Regions from separate parts of the Mus musculus genome. Here region 2 is linked to region 1. The links are chromatin loops, found by intact Hi-C in ENCODE. Cell type or tissue: left cerebral cortex. All regions are shown on one strand. Links, peaks and the distances in the headings refer to the core of each region. The heading gives the core; the rest is flanking DNA.

Region 1 (8,328 bases), core at 88-8,087:
GCTTCATAATGAGGTGGGTCATTGTCCCTTTTTTTTTTTTTTTAGAAAGGTGTACCTTCTGCAAGTGTGCAGCTCCTGCCAGCCCAGTGCCTCTGACACAGAGGATTGATATTAGGGCTACCACATCTTATCTTCCTGCTTTATTTAAGCAAACCAGAGAGGCTCACCATGGGCTGAGAGGAAAATGGGATGCCTGAGGAACCAGGTAGATCCACCAGACTCTCTCAGCCTCTGTCTTGTCCTCCCTATCACGGTAGAAGTCAGCCACACTGTCCATGTATCAGCCCCATAGCACCCTCCTGGGTGGTACTCACACCAAGGCCGTGAGGTAAGGTGAGCTTCCTATGGAGCTGAAGACAACCAGGCCTGGAGTTCAGAGCAGTTCTGGGGAGTGGACCTCCACAGAGCCCATGTTCTCAGAGCTGTTTTCTTTGAGCTGGGAGCCCATGACTCTTCCCTGCCCACTCTGGCCTCCTTGGTACCGTCTCTAAGGCTGTCAATGCAGCTCTAATTAGGCTCACTGATGACACACACACACACAGAGTTTTTGTGACTTTCCCACCACCGACTCCTTTGTGCAGCTCACGAAAAGCCCCGAGGTGGTTTGCATCATGCTCCTGAGCCGCCTCTGGGGAGAGAATGTGACATGTGGGATGCATTGATGAGAGGCAGGTTCGGGGCCTTGAGGACTCGTAAACACACGGGGGAGAGAAGTGGGAGTGGAAGAAACCAGCCATCAGCCCATAGTTTACCTGCCATCACCCGCATCCCACTCCCACCCCATCAGCTCAGGTCAGAGCCCCTGCCTCGGGAAACTTCTAGAACCATGCACAAGTACACAGAAGTTGGCTGAGGAAGTTCTGAAACTCCAGGGAGGATGACCCTGGAGTGACCTCAGAATGAAAACATAAGGTTTCAGCAGACCAATATGCCATCGTGTGGATTTTAACTGCAGGGTTTAAAATAACCACTGGTCGGTCAGATATCTAGAGAAAGCATCTGAATGACCAAGATAGGATGTGCGAGCTTTATGTGGAGACTGGAATGTGGGCAAGGTAGTGACCTCTGGTGATAAGCTTTCTATAGCCATGAGATCAGTAGTTCTCAACTTGTAGGTCTCGGTCCCTTTGGGGGTTGAATGACTCTTTCACAGGAGTCTCCTAAGACCATTGGAAACCCAGATATTTACATTACATGACAGTAGCAAAATTTCAATAAGTCTATGGTTAGGGGTCACTACAACATGAGGAACTGTATTAAAGGGTCACAACATTAGGAAGGTTGAAGGCCACTGTACGAGAGGGTCCCTGAGCCTCCTGTGACAGCACTGATGATGGAGCTATTTGTTGGGCAAGGCATATCCAACAAGGAATCTATTCTGTGGCTGAGGTATAGCTCAGTGATTAGAACTTGTGGTTAGATACAGAGTTTGATCCCCAGCAACAAGTAAAGGGCCAATATTGAGAAAATGAGAAGCCCCAGGGTGAATATGTTACCCTATCTTTTCAACCCAGTGTGGTAAAGCCCCTGTCTCACTGGGCCACCAGGTGGGGGCATGAGGCAAATCTGTACCATGTTTCCCATCAGTATCCTGAAGACAGTAATGGCTTAGAATCCAGATGAGTCTACATTCCTGGGGTCTGTTTAGAATGTCTCCTGATTGATCTGGTAGAAGATATCCAGAGCCTTCTGTCGGACAGAAAGATCCCGTGCTTCCTCCAGAGACAGCCACAGGGATAATATTGGGTGTAGCGGTGGTGATGCCCACCCCATGCACCCTATAGGACACCAGCTTCTTTCAGGCCGTGGTGCTACACAACTGGCAAGGACTTCAGCAATATCCTACACGGCATACGAGTCCTTGTTGTCTCACAGTGGCCTGGAGAGGTTTGTCTGCTCGCTCTACAAGGCGGGAGTGGTCTTTTTCTGGCCCTGGCCTGGTGCACAGTGTGTGGATGGGATGGTGGCGGTTATTGTCTCTCAGTCCTGATGTGTTCCAATTATTGGGTAGGCAGATCTGTGTGGGCTCCCGCGTAACAACCTTTGTCAAGGGTTCAGAAAATATGGTAGATTTTTGGCTAAGATGGCTCCGGTACTCCTCCATGTGCTTTGCATATCTCCTTAGCCTTGTGATGGTTAAGGTAGCCCCCGACTACCACTGGGGAGTAAGAGTCATTTCTACATTAGTTTCAGGCTAGCCTTGACCCACTGAAGTCATCAGAAGGACACATGTCCTGAAGTGGTGTGGTTTTGCTTAGGCCTGCGGCAACTTGTCCCCAGTGATAAGGCAAAGGCTCAGCCAACAGCCAGTGCCAGTGCTCAGAACAGGAAGGACCCTTCTCGGAAGAGTCCAAAGAATAAATCTAGCTGGGGCTTTATCCTTGGGAATGAATAGAATTTGGTTTCTAATAATGCCAAGTGACTTTATGGAGGATAACTTGGAAGGACCCATCCCTGGCTCATAGGGTGTTTGTTGGGCCATGGCAGGTTAACAGTACATCTCTGTGGCACGCTGTTGCCATCTTGTCTGTCTTTGGCTAGCTCGCAGTTCAGATGCTCCTATTTTTAAAGGCCATCCCCAGCTCAGCACAAGGAGCCCAAGGAGGCCACAGCCACTCATCCTGGCTTGAGAAAAAAAAAAAAAAAAAAAAAGAGAAGACAACATTCCTGTGGCTCCCACTGCAGCAGCCAGATCATTCCAGTGGAGACTGTAGGTCAGGGAGAGGGTGTAGCCTAGGAGTGAGTGCTTTTAGTCCATATAGCTGACATTGCTGCTGTTCTCAGACTAAAAGGGCCTTGAGACTCCTCACTGGTCCTGCCTGTTGCTTAGGAACCAGATTCTATTCATTCCCAAGGGTAAAGCCCCAGCTAGGCATGTTCTTTGGACCCTTCTGTGAAGGGTCCTCTTCTGAACAGTAGCCTGGGGAGGGGGATGTCTGGGCAGATAGGCAAGGGTAAAGCCAAATTCCCGCACTCTTTTCCCTTCCTGCTTGGAGATGAAACTCCTGCCAGCGAGATACTGAATCAGCAAGGGAATGGAGAGAAAGAGCTGCAGCCAAGGCAATGGCTTAGACAGTAAGCTAGCAAGCCTGGTGATTCCTTTTGGCTCTGCTCAGAAGCAATCAGTATTAAAGGGCCTTTCAAGTACAGGACATCGTGTCATGGGGCCACAGCAAAGTCCATGGGCTCTGTGCTGACATCCCATATAGCAATGAGAGACCAGATTTATAGGAGTGTCCCACACTAGGTGGCCTTCCACATGCAGTGCTGGCCCCCTTGGCCTCTGAACATAGCCACACTATGAGATGGAGACAGGCTGAAGCCCCCCACTCCCAAGCTTGAACCTTTTGCCTATGGTCACTTGGAGGCAAGCCAAAAGCCCTACGATGTGCTAAGTGCCATTTGCAGGCCTAGCTCTACTTTAGGCAGTGGCAGGAGGCAGTCTTGCAGCTCTGGCTACTTTCCAGGCTTCCTGGGATCTGCTGGGAGGGCCCAGGGGAACCATTTCCTCCTGCAGAGCCCCTTGCCTTCTGTGGAGTGCACATTGAGTCCCGTTCTGCCTTCCTGCAGGGTTCCCCCAGAGCATCAAACGAGGTTAGGCAGGTGGAAGCCAATGCGACTGCAGAGCCCTGCACACACAGTGCAGCATAAATCATCATTTAGAGCAGGAAGCCGCATCCCATCTGGGGTTAGGAGGGAAGGCAGTGCAGGGGAGACACACAAAGCAAGAGAGAGGCAAAAAGGGAGGGCTGCGCCAACTCGGGCACGTGCTCACGTTTATGCAAAAACATGCAGGGGTGGGTATTTGAGCAGAGAAATTAAATACCAGTTTTAAATAAATTAATGAAGCACCTTAAAGGTTCTATAGGAGGAAGAAATTTGGGCGAGTCCCAAGCCAAGATCCATGTGCTAAAATAAGAAGAAGAAGGGAAAAAAAAACTTTAACAATATTCTGACATTCAGCTCTGTACCTTAGGGCCATAGGTGATGCTATCAGTAACATCTGAGAGAGAAAAAAATGCAGGTTTAGCCCACTGGCTCATTACAATACTGTGTTTGTTATCTTATTTTTATTTTACTGTCCTATACTTAATAAAAAAAAGTCATGCTTTACGACTCCAGACTGTCCACTTATCTGAGTCACCCTGAGACTTACACCGTATCTACAGGCATCTTGACACATGTCACCGAGGAGTGCCCAGATAGCAGGAGGAAGACCCACCATGGCCTCTGCCTAAGTGAGCCTTGGCTCTTTCCCAGGGGCAGGTGCCCTGAAGGTGGCGCTGCTGCAGGGAGCAAGTGGGGTTGGTTCCCTCTCGCTCTCTCTGCCTATTAATGATCCTTGAATTAGCTCCTGAGTGACCAATAGCTACCTCTTCCATCTCCTTGTCTGATGCACAGACCAGCAAAGAGCCTGTATGCGTTCATACTCAGCCTTCAGTCTGACCTTTAAAATATGTAAATGTTCCTATCATTGCAATGGCAGATGGAAGCCGTGATTCCCAGAAGGGAGAAGCAATCCAGCCCTCCACAGGGCCGTTTGTACGGCCTCGCATGGCAAGGGGGTGTCATGGCTGTGTCCCCCAGCTAATCCAGCTCACAGGTGTGGCTCCCTGGGATCTTAAATCTGGCACAGAAGCAAAGAGCCTAATTGTTCCCTGGGGAACCCTCCCTCTCCCCCTCCCCTCCCCACCTCCGCCCCGTACAGGGTAGAAGAAAAACACAATAAACCTTAGCAAAACATCATCAATCCATCAGCCTGCTGGTGAAGCTGCCGAAGGAGCTTGGTGTCGGGAAGTTATTAACTGTGGAATGACGAGTTCAAATTAATTGGTTCAGCTTTGACCTCTGGTCCCTGGGAAAAGTTGGGAGTGCAGACGACACAGGGCAGAAAATCCATCCAGGCAGACAGAGTAATTGATGGCTAGGAGAGGGCCAGCTGGGTGGTCTGGAAGGAGTAGCGCTTTGCTGCCTGGCTCCCGTCCTCCAAGAAGTCTGTGCTAATGCCAATATGGAGGGAGGTGGGAAGTCAGCCCAGAAGAAGGGGAGCCACTGAAGTCAGGTGGGAGCTACAGGGAAAGAAGTCAGAGCTACAGGGTGTCAGGGGACAGGTGGTGGCCACAGAGAACAGGTGGTAGCCATGTGAGGCAAGTGGGAGCCATGGTAGGTGGAAGGGAGACATAGGTGATAGGAGGAAAGCATTGTTGAAAGATACTGGTCACAAGGGCCCAAGACCTGCTGAGGAAAACATGGAGCCTGCTTTTAGGTTCCTCCTCACCCAGACACAGCTACCATTGGTGCTGCAGGGCCTACAGACTCTTGGTCTGATTCTTTCCCTTGGCATAAGTTCCATGAATATAAGGGCCCAGTCTGCCCACCATGGGTCTCAGATATGCTCTTTCTATGCCCAGCCAGGTTCCTATCCCAGTCTTTCCAGCTTCTCTCTGGTGGCCCTCAGTTCCCTGACATGCCTCTATACCCCATTGTCATCTTAGCTTCTTCCTCTGCCCTTCACCCTGCGTCTTTGGCCACTCATGAAAGCATCCATGGCTTCAATCCCCAACCATTTGCTTACAATTTCCAGGCTGCATCACATTTTGATCCAGTCCATCCTTCCATCAGCTTATTTGAAGTTGTAGCCTTCCATTCATCCCCCACGGAGAGCCTTCTGGAAGCACAGGCTGGACTCCCTTCTGATAGCTACACACCTGGCTCTGACATCGGCTAGCATTTCGTACTGGGGATGAGAAATCAGAGATTTGTGTTATTTTTTGTGCTTCTGTAGTATAATTCTTCTCCCTGACAGTGTGCTAGAGGATGACATACTCCTTCTTGGAATCTCAGAAATAGAGCAGTAACTGGCAGGCCCCTGGCACTCCTCTGATGGCACCGGGGAAGGACAGGTCCTTTGACCTTCCCGCTCCGTTCTCTTTCTGTCCGGTAATGTTACTTCAGCCGTGTTCTACATAATTGTTCCAGGCTGCCAGGCGTCCTCGGGAGCATTTCCATGCGCGGAGCTTCAATTGCTGTTCTCTGTCCACGCTAGCAAAAAAAAAAAAAAAAAAAAAAAAAAAGCTCTCCACTTAAGATTCGGGATTTTCTAATTTTCCCTTAAGATGGGAGGATGGAGCTTAAGGTTGCTGCTGACTTGGTTTTTTTGGCATAGCCTTCTCTCCCTTGTGCCCCCGTGTACATTTAACCCACGATAGCATTCTGCCGTTGCCAACAGCTTCTGCCTCTCTCCTGTCAATTTTTTTTTTTTTTTTAAATCTTGGCTCACTTTCCAAGTGTTTCTGCGCCTGCTTTAGAGAATGGGTGGTATTGTGCACAAGCTAAGGATGTTAGCTTTCCAGAAAGTTCTGGTTTACCTGTAATTCTTTCCCAGTGTTCAAGGAGACAGTGTTCATTAATCAATGTAACAACTTAAAATGCATCATAGGCCCAGAGCATGTATGACACACTCACATATCCATGGAGACCTTTGTGTCCACGGCATTTCTAGGGGACTAGAAGATGGGAGCATTTCTTGAACCTCAGGATCACAAAATTCTCTCCCTTGTGACCCGAGCATAAGTCATCGTTTTCTTTGCTGTGTCCTTTACTCTCTCTGCATATAACTTAGGAGGCTGTTGCCTGGTTTTGAGCTTCATAGATGTGGAGGCAGATGTGCACGTGTGTCCTTTGGGGGAATTTATGTTGAAGAGGTCAAAACAAATGTCATACTATAAATCCAACTTGCATTCACCATCGGGATCTAATGAATTTTGGATGGCAGTAGCATCTATGTGCAATTTCACCATGTGATTGGTCACAGGCTGTTCTTGTCAAATAAGGACACGAGGCCAGTCCACTGCCTCTTGCAGACTCTGATAGTCTTCTGATTACACCTCACAATTACAGTTCTATCTCCTGGCCAACTCTGTTCACTGGACAGCCCTGTCCACTGGCCTTGACCTATACTGACTGTACAAATGTCTCATCATGACCTACATTCTCATTTTATTAAAACATCTTTCTAGGGGCTGGAGAGATGGCCTAGTGGTTAAGAGCACCGGCTGCTCTTCTAGAGGTCCTGAGTTCAATTCCCAGCAACCACATGGTGGCTCACAACTACCTGTAATGGGATCCGATGGCCTCTTCTGGTGCTGAAGACACTGAAAACAATGACAGTGTACTCATATAAATAAAATAATTATTATTTTAAAAGCCCATCTTTCTGGAGATTTTACTTGTTTCTTTTTGTTTTATGTTTATGGGTGTTTTGCCTGCGTATATGTCTCCACATGTATGCAGTGCTCCCAGAGGCCAGAAGAGGGCATTAGGCCCCAAGATTGGCATAACAGATGTTTAGGAACACTGTGCTGGAAATTAAAGTCTGGTACTCTGGAAGAGAAGCCAGTGCTCTTAACCTCTGAGTCATCTCTGCAACCCCCAACATTTTCATTTTAATGAATGTTTTTCAAAGACCAGCCTTGGCCTTCTCTCTTATCTGTTGGTCTCCACATAAAATTTCACTAATTTATCTTCTCCTTATTATTAAATTTGCAACTTTATTATCTGTACTGGGTTTAACTTGGAAGGTTTTCCCTCTTATTTTCCAATGGTAGATGTTTTCGTCATGAACTAGGTTTGTCTTTTATCCTTGTGATGGGATCAGCGACATTCATCTTTTCCAGTCTATTGCTTTGGCTTTAGGAAGCTGAGAGCACGTCCATTTTCAGCAGATTCTCCTAGTCTCTTGTTGTCGTTGAGGTTTTATATTTGACTCCTGGTTTGTCCCCCAGAGGGTCATGAACCTGGTTTGTTGGAGTCTTGGAACGCTGTTATTGCCTTGATGGTTTCCACAGTGCACAGTGAGTGTGAATTTAGGCTCCAGGTCCACTTCAGGACTGGCTCCTTCTTGAGTTTTCTCTGCTGGTGCCTGGGTCTGAGCCAAGGCAGGGTGTAGGTTGGCACCTGGTTCACAGGACATGAAGCACATGGCCCTGTGCAGGCATGGCTAGCTGGTGGAAGGCCACACAGATCCCACCCACTGGTAAATCTGGACAACTTCTGTTCCGAGAGACATGGAGTTCAGGGTCATCCAGCTGGAAAGTCATCAAGTCCTGCTACCTGTCCATGGTGCTGAAGTTTCTTCCAGCTGTCAGGATGATGGATGCTATTGAAAAGATATTTGTGTGTGAGAGCCAGCGCCCACCTAGGTGAGACCTTACCTAACAATAGGGCTGTGGTTTTTGGATATAGGAGCTACTGATTCTCTTTTTGAGCATTACATCACAAGTCAGTTTACGTCCTCTTGACCCAGCCTCCTTGTAGAGGGATCTGTCT
Region 2 (8,328 bases), core at 167-8,166, 160 kb after region 1:
AGGGATAGGCTTCATATAAAGACATGAATTCTGGGGCTGGAGAATGACTCAGTGGTTAAAAGCATCAACTCTTCTTCTTCCAGAGGTCCTGAGTTCAATTCCCAGCAACCACACAGTGGCTCACAACCATTTGTAATGGGATCTAATGTCCTCTTCTGGTGTGTCTGAAGACAGCTACAGTGTACTCACATACATAAAATAAATAAGTCTTTAAAAAAAAAACAAAGATGTGAATACCATGTACCTACATAATGATGACCTCATCATTGGTTTGCTGTTGGCAGTTGGCCACCACACAAGTATCCTTACTTCATGAATAAAAACATGAGACTCAGGGGCAAGTGTCCTTCCTACCTCCATTCCCATCCTCATGCAGCCATTCCTTGCAGATGTGGGATAGGAAGCCCACTTCTGCATTGTTGCTTTCTATAGACTCCCAGCAGGTCAAATGGAAGTCTGAGCTGTCACTCTGAGAGCCCAGATCCCAGCTTAAAATACGAGGTGACATTCCTTAGTACACAGGGAGTTGAGCGAGATGAAAATGATCTCATAAATATGCAAATCATCCCGTTTTGCTTCCCCGGGGAGACTGTCCAACACCACCTCCCCTACCTGGCCTCTCCACCATCCCTCCACACAGGCCTCAGCAAGATCCACGGTGGGCTTGTTAATGAGGTTAGAACTGAATGGGGACCATGACGCAATGGTGTGGGGGAGCGTGCTACATCCCTCCTCCTGGGTCAAGGTAACAGGGATTGCTCATAGCAGCATGGTCCTTGGGGATTTATTCCAGCTCTGAGACCCCTGCCTGGGCAGGGAGGGGCCCAAGAGGGCTGGGAGGCTCTTAGGTGGACAGATGGGAAGCGGAGTCCCAAGGCACTGCCCTGATTGAGTTAAAGACAGATCATAGGCCCCCAAACAAATAAACAAACTAACAAACAAACAAAAACCCGAGGTGGAAAAGATTTGGCCATGTTCAAGGCCAGTTCTCCTGCTCTTGCACTGAGCCACCTGAAGTCCCTCAGCTGAGCCATGGTCTCCAGGAGGCCAGGCTGCAGCCACACACAGCCAGGTGCTGTGCCTCTAACCCAGCCTTGTGTCTTCCCCTGCCCCAACATGGGTGAGAATGAAAACAGACGCTGTGGCTGCTGTACACAGTGCTTGGAAGAAGTCAAGACTACCTGGACAGCAAAGGTGGGGTTCTCCAGACTCTAACCACACCCTCAGTGGCCTTGACTCTGTCAAGGCTGTCTCTACCTAGAAGCCTGCTGCAGAGTTCCTTTCCGTCACTGTGGCTTGTGTGTCTACCCTCACAGAACTCTGGACTTCTCACCTCCTGTCTTACCATGTTCTTTTTGGTGGAAGGCCTGCTTCTTGTCTCCAGCACACCAGCAGTCCTTCTGGCCAGCGCTGGCCCTCCTCTCTGTCTGGCCCATCCTGTCTCTAGACATTTAGTCTTTCTGCAGCCATTCTGCATAGAACTGGCCAACGGCCCACCCGCCTGTCCCAGCAGTAAGTTGAGTGGAGCAGAAGAGGAGGTGCCGGGGTGCTCTGAGTGCCAGGCCTCATCCCCTGGATTTCCATCAGCAGCTGAGTTTCAAGCTCTGCACAAATGGTTCATGGAACACTTGACACACCAGAGGCTGGAAGAATGAAGAGTTCACCATCGACTTGGATCTGAGATAGGCAGGTGAGCTTTTCCTCGGGTAGAAAGGGAATCCAGGACCCCAGAATTTATCCTAGGGGAAGCTCTGCAAGATGCTAAGGAGCAGCTTCCTCCCCGTAGTCCCCAGATCCCACTGTAGATATGATCAACAGAGGGTGGGTGGTACCAGACCATCCAGACTGGAGTCAGACATTTCAAATGTGCCTTTAGTTCTTGCTCTTAGCTTTCAATAGACACTGTCTCTTGGGCAACTACTATACATATACTATACATGAGCTGCTGGAGACTGAAAGGGAAGAGAATGGCCCCAGCCACCTCGCCAACCAAGCCCACACCACACTCAGTGTTCCACAGACCCTCCTCACAGAACCACCCTAGTGCTTGCCTAGGCCTAAGCCTGGATTCAAACATATAGCAGTTCCCAGTTGCCATGAGGAAGCTGTTCAGCCCATAAGGCCACTTTGCCTACCAGCAGGTGCAGCGCCTATAGGCTGCCAAGAGCGCTGTAGGGTGTATCACAAAGCCTGAGCTTTTGGTTTTGGGTTCCAGGGCTGACATCAGGGGCTCCACATAGGGTCTGTGCTTGGGATCTGACAGATGGAAAAAGGAAATGTACCCTGCACAGTCGCTGTGGGGCCTAAATGAGATAATAGATCAAAGAAGTTACTGCTGTGTGACCACAGACACTGAACTATCTGGCGAAAACAAAATCTTTTCTGCCTCTGTTCCCAGGTTAGGAAAGATGAGGGGTTATGCTCTTGCTTTGCCCAGGGACTGAGAGGGCCAGTAACTACAGACCAAAGCCCACAGAAAAGAGCCAGCATCCTTGCCCTCCCCACCTCAGACCTAGCAACGCTCCTTGCCAATCATTGGCTGTCCCTAGGTCATGTGAACCTCTCTCAACCAATCCCCATGAATGTTGAAATGCGATACAGTGATTGGCTGAATCCTGGGTCACATGTCCTCCATGGCTTAATGTCTTCTACTCTCCAGAGCTAGGAGGAGGAGGGGAGCCAGTGGGCATCAAACACCAAATAGCTCTCCCACTGACCAGGCCCTGAAGGAATAGAGCCACCTCTACAGAGTCCCACTTCCTGCCCATACTATGGGTAAAGGGGATGTGGTGGGAAGAAAGAGCATCCAGGAGTTTCCAGCTCTGGCCTGGAGCATCTTGCTCAGGAAGAGAGGGATGCAGGAAAGAAACAGTGCCAGTCTAAGGTCAAGCTGAAAGTGAGGCTCAGGAAATGAAATTGGACTCCCTCCATGGACCCAGTGAGAGCCACCCATCTTCTAGAAGGGCCAGGAGCAGGCAGGGCTGCAGGGAAGAACATGCTGCCCACGGGGGCACCGCCCACTGCCTGCCACAGCCCTCAGGCCTCTGAAGGCTGAAATCCGCTCTAGCTCGACCCCTGCCAATAAAGGTTTGGGAAGCTGGTGGTGCAGGTGGGAGGCAAATGTGTGAGTCATTCCCCAAGGAAACAGAGGAAATGCAGAGCCTGGAGCTGGAGGAGGAGGAAGGAAGGAAGGGGAGGAGGGAGGAAGGAAAGGGGAGGAGGGAGGAAGGAAAGGGGAGGAGGGAGGAAGGAAAGGGGAGGAGGACAGAGGGGGAGTACTGATGGACAACAAAGAGATTAAGTCTCACCTGTGATGTTTGTGAGGCCAGAAGGTGGGAGGGTCTGCCCCAAGGTCACATGTATTGTCCCTCATCCCTGGGGGGTGGGGGTGGGGGAGCAGGGGTGGATAAGCAAAGAACTGTGCAGGCCTTTGTCCCCAGATAGGTAAAGGATGAAGAGGCAAGTGAGAGGCAGGGACCAAGCAGAGAATTGGAGAAAACGTGTCAGGATAGTCACCGGAAGAGTGAGGTTTGCTGACAGCAGGAGATGAAGCCAGAGCATTCTCCATACATGTGTCTTGTCTGCTCTGCTGTGAATCCGGTGACGAGCCGACATCTGTGTCCTCTCTTCACAGCTTGGGAGACTCGAGACCAAGGATAGCGTGCTGGTGCTTTGTACAGACGCCACACATGAATGTGAGTTCTCGAGTCTCTTTGAGTACCTCAGCTCCTGGGCCTGACTGCCACACCACGAGTCACCGTGAAAGACAGTGGTTTGAGGAGACTCCTCAGATACTGTGTGAGCCCGGGCACTGCACTGGTGAGGAGAGCTTTGGGTACAGTGATAAGCAGGGCAGGGAAGTGAGGGCAGGCAAACCTGGGACTTCCAAAGGGATTTTGAATGCTAAGAGGGAGTCCTGGGGTTCACTTTATCACCCTGAAAGCTGCATTCTACTGAATGTCACTCAAAGCAGGGCTTGGGCTCACAAAGAACAAGAATTGCACCTGAACATGCCAAGGTCTTCTGTGTGAAAGGGCGCAGAACTGTTGGCCTGAGATAATCTGTGTCCTGTTATCACCCAACCTTGCCCCTGATGGACCCGTTGGAAGTGGTTCTGCCCATTGTGTAAAGACTTGAGGGGAGTGAGATTGCATGGCTATCCATCCCTCCAGGAGATCAGAGCACCTCAGAATCTGTTCCCCCATGCACCCCGTTTCCTCTGCCACCACCTCAGCCTTGTCTTGACTTACTGTTCCCAGCCCTGCTCCTCCCAGGGATCCTAAGGAAGCTACAAAAAAAAAAAAAAAAAAAAAAAAAAACAGAACCTCTCATAGATGCTGAGCACCCCCAGCTTCCTGCCCTGTTTACTCCCACCCCCTCCTACTTGGGGCATCACACACAAATGCACCTTGAGGAGGCATGCCCTCAGTACACTGCTTAGAGCAGGGACCCACCCTAGATCCAGGATTATTGTCCTTGTTGGCCAACCTGATCCAGGAAACGTAGGTACTGAATCCTGCCAGCATCCTGGAGCCTTTCAGTGTGGCCCTTCCCCTGGTTCTGACAGAAGGCACGGCTTCACTGCAATCTTCCTACTCAGAGCCCACAATCTCCATTTGAGGGTTCCTCCCTCTTGGCTGAAGACCCTGCCCAAACACCAACTCACTCCATCAGCCAGCAATAGCTAATGAGACCATCCACATCGAGACACACAGAGGAAATGAACACAATGGGGCAGGCAGGTGGACCAGGTACATCAGACCACGGGTTTCTCAACAATGCAAGGGAGTGTCCACCTTGATCCTTGTTCTAAACAATGAGCCTTGTACAGCCAGAAATCGAATCAGAGGGAAAATGGGCAGGAAGTCCAAAGGGGAGGACAGCTATTGTTCCCAGAAGGAACAATGGTGGTAGCGGAGGTTCGGGGAGGCGGGGCTGGCAGCTGCTGATAGGTTGAGACTGCTTTGTATACACAAAGCCATGATGGCTGAGCCAGGAAGAAGGTGGCAGGGTAGAGCCTTGAGGACTGGATGTAGATGAAGCTAGAAAGAAAAGAGCTGAACAGAGGCCAGATTACCGAAAGCTCTGCTATGAGTAGGGGAGGCAGCAACTCCAGAAGAGCCGTGCCTTAAAATCTAGGCCAAGAGAAGCAAACTCCAAGACTCAGACCCTGAAGCTCATCTTGCTTGGAGTGATCACATGTTTCTACTATATATTGTGTTGGGTAGCCCAGCAGACCTGAGTTCTAGCATTACACCCAGCCAGGCACTTACTTGCAACCCTGCAGGCAGGAGGAGATTCGTCCTCAACCAATCTCTTCAATGTACCCAGAGACCAGTGCCCCACAACCTGCTTTCCCCCCCCCATTTCTTACACCCAGACCCAGCACAGACCTCTATAGACCATGAATCAGGCAGTTGGATGCCAAGGACATGGGCACATCTTGGAACAGGACCAGAGCTACCAGCAGTCCAGTGTCCACTGAGAATCTTCACCCCTGTACTGCCCCTGGGGTGCAGCTTACTCTTACAGAAGCCAAGTAGGAAATCATACTGTCTCTGACTTCAAAAACACTTTGAAAACTGAAAATTACTGCCAAGCTATTAATACAGTTTATCTGTAGGCGCCCCGTGTTGTAGATAAAGCGCTTTGACCTTCCCGGTACCCGGAAAAGATACCGTGGTAAGCCGTTTCCCTGCCAAAACCACAGTTCCCCAGCACTTAATCGTATTCCCAAGGTCAAATATGAGGGGAGGCAAGGCTGGCCTAGGCCACTCTGGACCTGCTGGGGCTCCTGGGGCCCCATCCACCCACTGACACCTGCAGGTCCTCCTAGGAATGATCCTACCCAGCGCCCCTGGCTGAGCCCGCACCTTCCTGGCTTCTTTTTCACAGCCTGGGTAATTGGCATAAGAAGCACAAATACTTTGTTCAAATGCTGGGAAGTGGAAAATTTTCTAATCTGTCAGGCAAAAATCTCCCTTTCTCCTTCTGCTTTTTCTCCCGACAGGAAAAGACTGCATTTGGAGCCCTTCAGATGCAGATGTGTGAAGACTTTGGAAGCGACAACTGGGGGACTATGCGGCTTCTATTGATTGGAAAAACACACAGCCCGGGCCCTTTGCATATCACAAGTAGCATTTTTTTTTTCTGGGTTTGAGCAGGTTTGGAAAGTCAGCCGCGGGGCCTCAGCGCCCCCTGTGAGCCGGAGACAGTATTGCAAAGGAGCAGGGACAGGCAGAGGCTGAGGTGGCTGGCTGGAAGAGGCAGCACCCTGAAGGATAGGTGAAAGGCAGGTGCACTCACTTGGTTTTCATCCATTGGAACGCTTGGGAGAATCAACTCACCTTCTCTGTTGTCAGCAGCTTATGGCCACTCAAACCCTTCTGACCAGGACACATGCCCAACCTCCCAGAACCAATTAGGAAAAACTGTAAACTTGGGGTACAGTCTTGAGCCTCACGAACAAGCTGTGTGATTTGAAGGCCGGGAGACTTCTCGATACACCACCACACCACTCCCACTCCACCTCATGGTAGGTACTAGAACATAAGGGCCAATCCGAGGATGGCCTCACAGACCATCCGAATGCCTTTGCCTGTACCAGCCTCCTTGCATGTGATGGATGGACAGAGCCCCTCCCTGTTGCCTCTGAGTCCCATCAGTGACAGAAAAGGTCACACAACACCAAAGACAAAAGGATGCCCCTTGTGTGAACAGGTATGGCCCCTGCCATCTCCTGGGACCAGGATCCTTTGATGTGAGCTCCTATGTTTGTGGCTCTGCCTGCTTGCATCTGTGGACAAGCAGGAACAGAATCCAGATGTGCCAATCTCCAGGCTGAAAAAAGGGGGGCTCTCTGCAATGGTTCATCCCTGGGGAGATGCAGGAGAGTTCAGGAGCAAAGCAGGTGTCAAAGAGGGTCTGGTCCTTGCTGTCTGAACGTAGGCCCCATCCAGCCCCATCAACTCCTGAACTACTCACTCTCTCCCACCCCATATGTAGAGCTACCAAAGGCCAAGGACACAGAGTTAGGATCTAGACTTGAAGTGATTCCTCTTGACATATCATGTGGACCTGGGCCTACCAGCTGTTCCTTTGGAGAACTAGGTCTCTGGCACTATACCGTGAGACTAACATCAAGGGTGCGTGTGCTGGTAATCGGAGTAGGCATCATGTATCAGCTCTGAAAGATCGGGTATCTGTGTACCTCTCTCTATGCCCTGAGGCATCTCTGGCTCTCTCATGGGGAACTAGGCTGAGAGAGACCACAGCATGCAGGGGTGACACGAGATAGCTAGAGTGCCATTCTCTATGGCTCCATAGCCAGGTATAGCACATTGCCACAGCAGTCTGCCTCCCTTTCTTCCAAGGGGTATTCACAATATTCCCAATTCTTTATCTCCTTCTAAATGGCTTCCCACAGACCAGACAACCAAGGGCATCTCTAGGCTTCTGCTCGTTGACAGAGAACAAGCCTGGGGTGGCAGACATGATGATCAGAGCAGAGCCCCAAATGGATGAGGGGTAACCTGTGGATAACATCTGTGAACAAGGTCAAGGACACCACAATATCAGGATGTGGGAGAGGCACGGAACCCTACCAGACAACGCTTAAAACTAACCTTGCCTCTCCACCCTGAGTCCGGTGGGTGAACCTGACCCAGGATTGGATTGGAGGGTGTGTCACTCAAAAGGCCCTGGAGGAGACAGGAAACCTCAGGGGAGCAGAAACTCCCATCTGGGGGTGGGGAGGAGGAGGCTGGAAGGGCAAGGGGGCTGTAAAGACTCCCAAGTGGAAGGTAGAAGGGGTGAGAGCTTATGTTCTAAGCAGATGTGGTTGTTCCCTGGGCTGTGGCTCTGTGGGAGAGAAGGCATGAGAAATAAATCCAGTGAGACAGCATGAGCATATGGACACACAGCTGGCCAGGCACATCTGGGATGGAGAACTGTGCTGCTCTAGGGGTCTCTAAGGGTCAGTGGGGACCTCCAGGGCAGCTTGGGGGGGTCAGCTTTCAGCTTCATCGGGGGAAGAGATGTTTGTGAGACACTTCCCAGCACTCAGGTCCCGGAAGAGGGACTCACATGGGTCCCAGGACCCCAGCGTCCCAGAAGATACCATCAACATTAGTGGGATAGGAAGGGATGCCCTGGAGAGTCCCACACCTGGAATCAAGTCCATTTTTGCCATTGATACATAGATTATTGGGAATTGGGGCAGAGCCACCGTACCCTTTACTCTGCTGTATCCCCACAGCAGTTAAGCAGATTAGCCTGGGAGAATGAAGACATGCCAGTGTTACAGGCTGGGGACCAGATGTAAGGGGT

The links. A loop is a pair of places that touch in the nucleus more often than their neighbours do. Peaks named below come from ENCODE experiments on the same cell type or tissue, not always from the same donor. Only the 100,000 strongest peaks of a DNase experiment are listed, where the experiment ranks them.
Region 2: a loop joins it to region 1, with 5 times the contacts of the local background. A loop is called at or near these places in 4 of 42 quality-filtered maps.

Annotation. Positions count from the first base shown.
Region 1 is chr15:74,152,837-74,161,164 of GRCm38, reverse strand. No RefSeq gene overlaps it. Among named protein-coding and RNA genes, the nearest start is that of Gm32918, 47 kb to the left of the region's middle. RefSeq lists an enhancer at 2,711-5,698. In left cerebral cortex, for the core only: CTCF peaks have their summits at 4,270 (motif pointing right) and 7,304 (motif pointing right); DNase peaks (open chromatin) are centred at 3,566, 4,336, 4,442 and 6,216; H3K27ac peaks cover 296 bases.
Region 2 is chr15:73,995,251-74,003,578 of GRCm38, reverse strand. It overlaps Gm32405 (a long non-coding RNA gene), which reads left to right and starts at 3,569. Exons shown (of 3, transcript XR_384173.3): 1 at 3,569-3,819; 2 at 6,011-8,328. In left cerebral cortex, for the core only: CTCF peaks have their summits at 6,011 and 6,210; DNase peaks (open chromatin) are centred at 3,108, 3,683, 4,926 and 6,174; H3K27ac peaks cover 672 bases.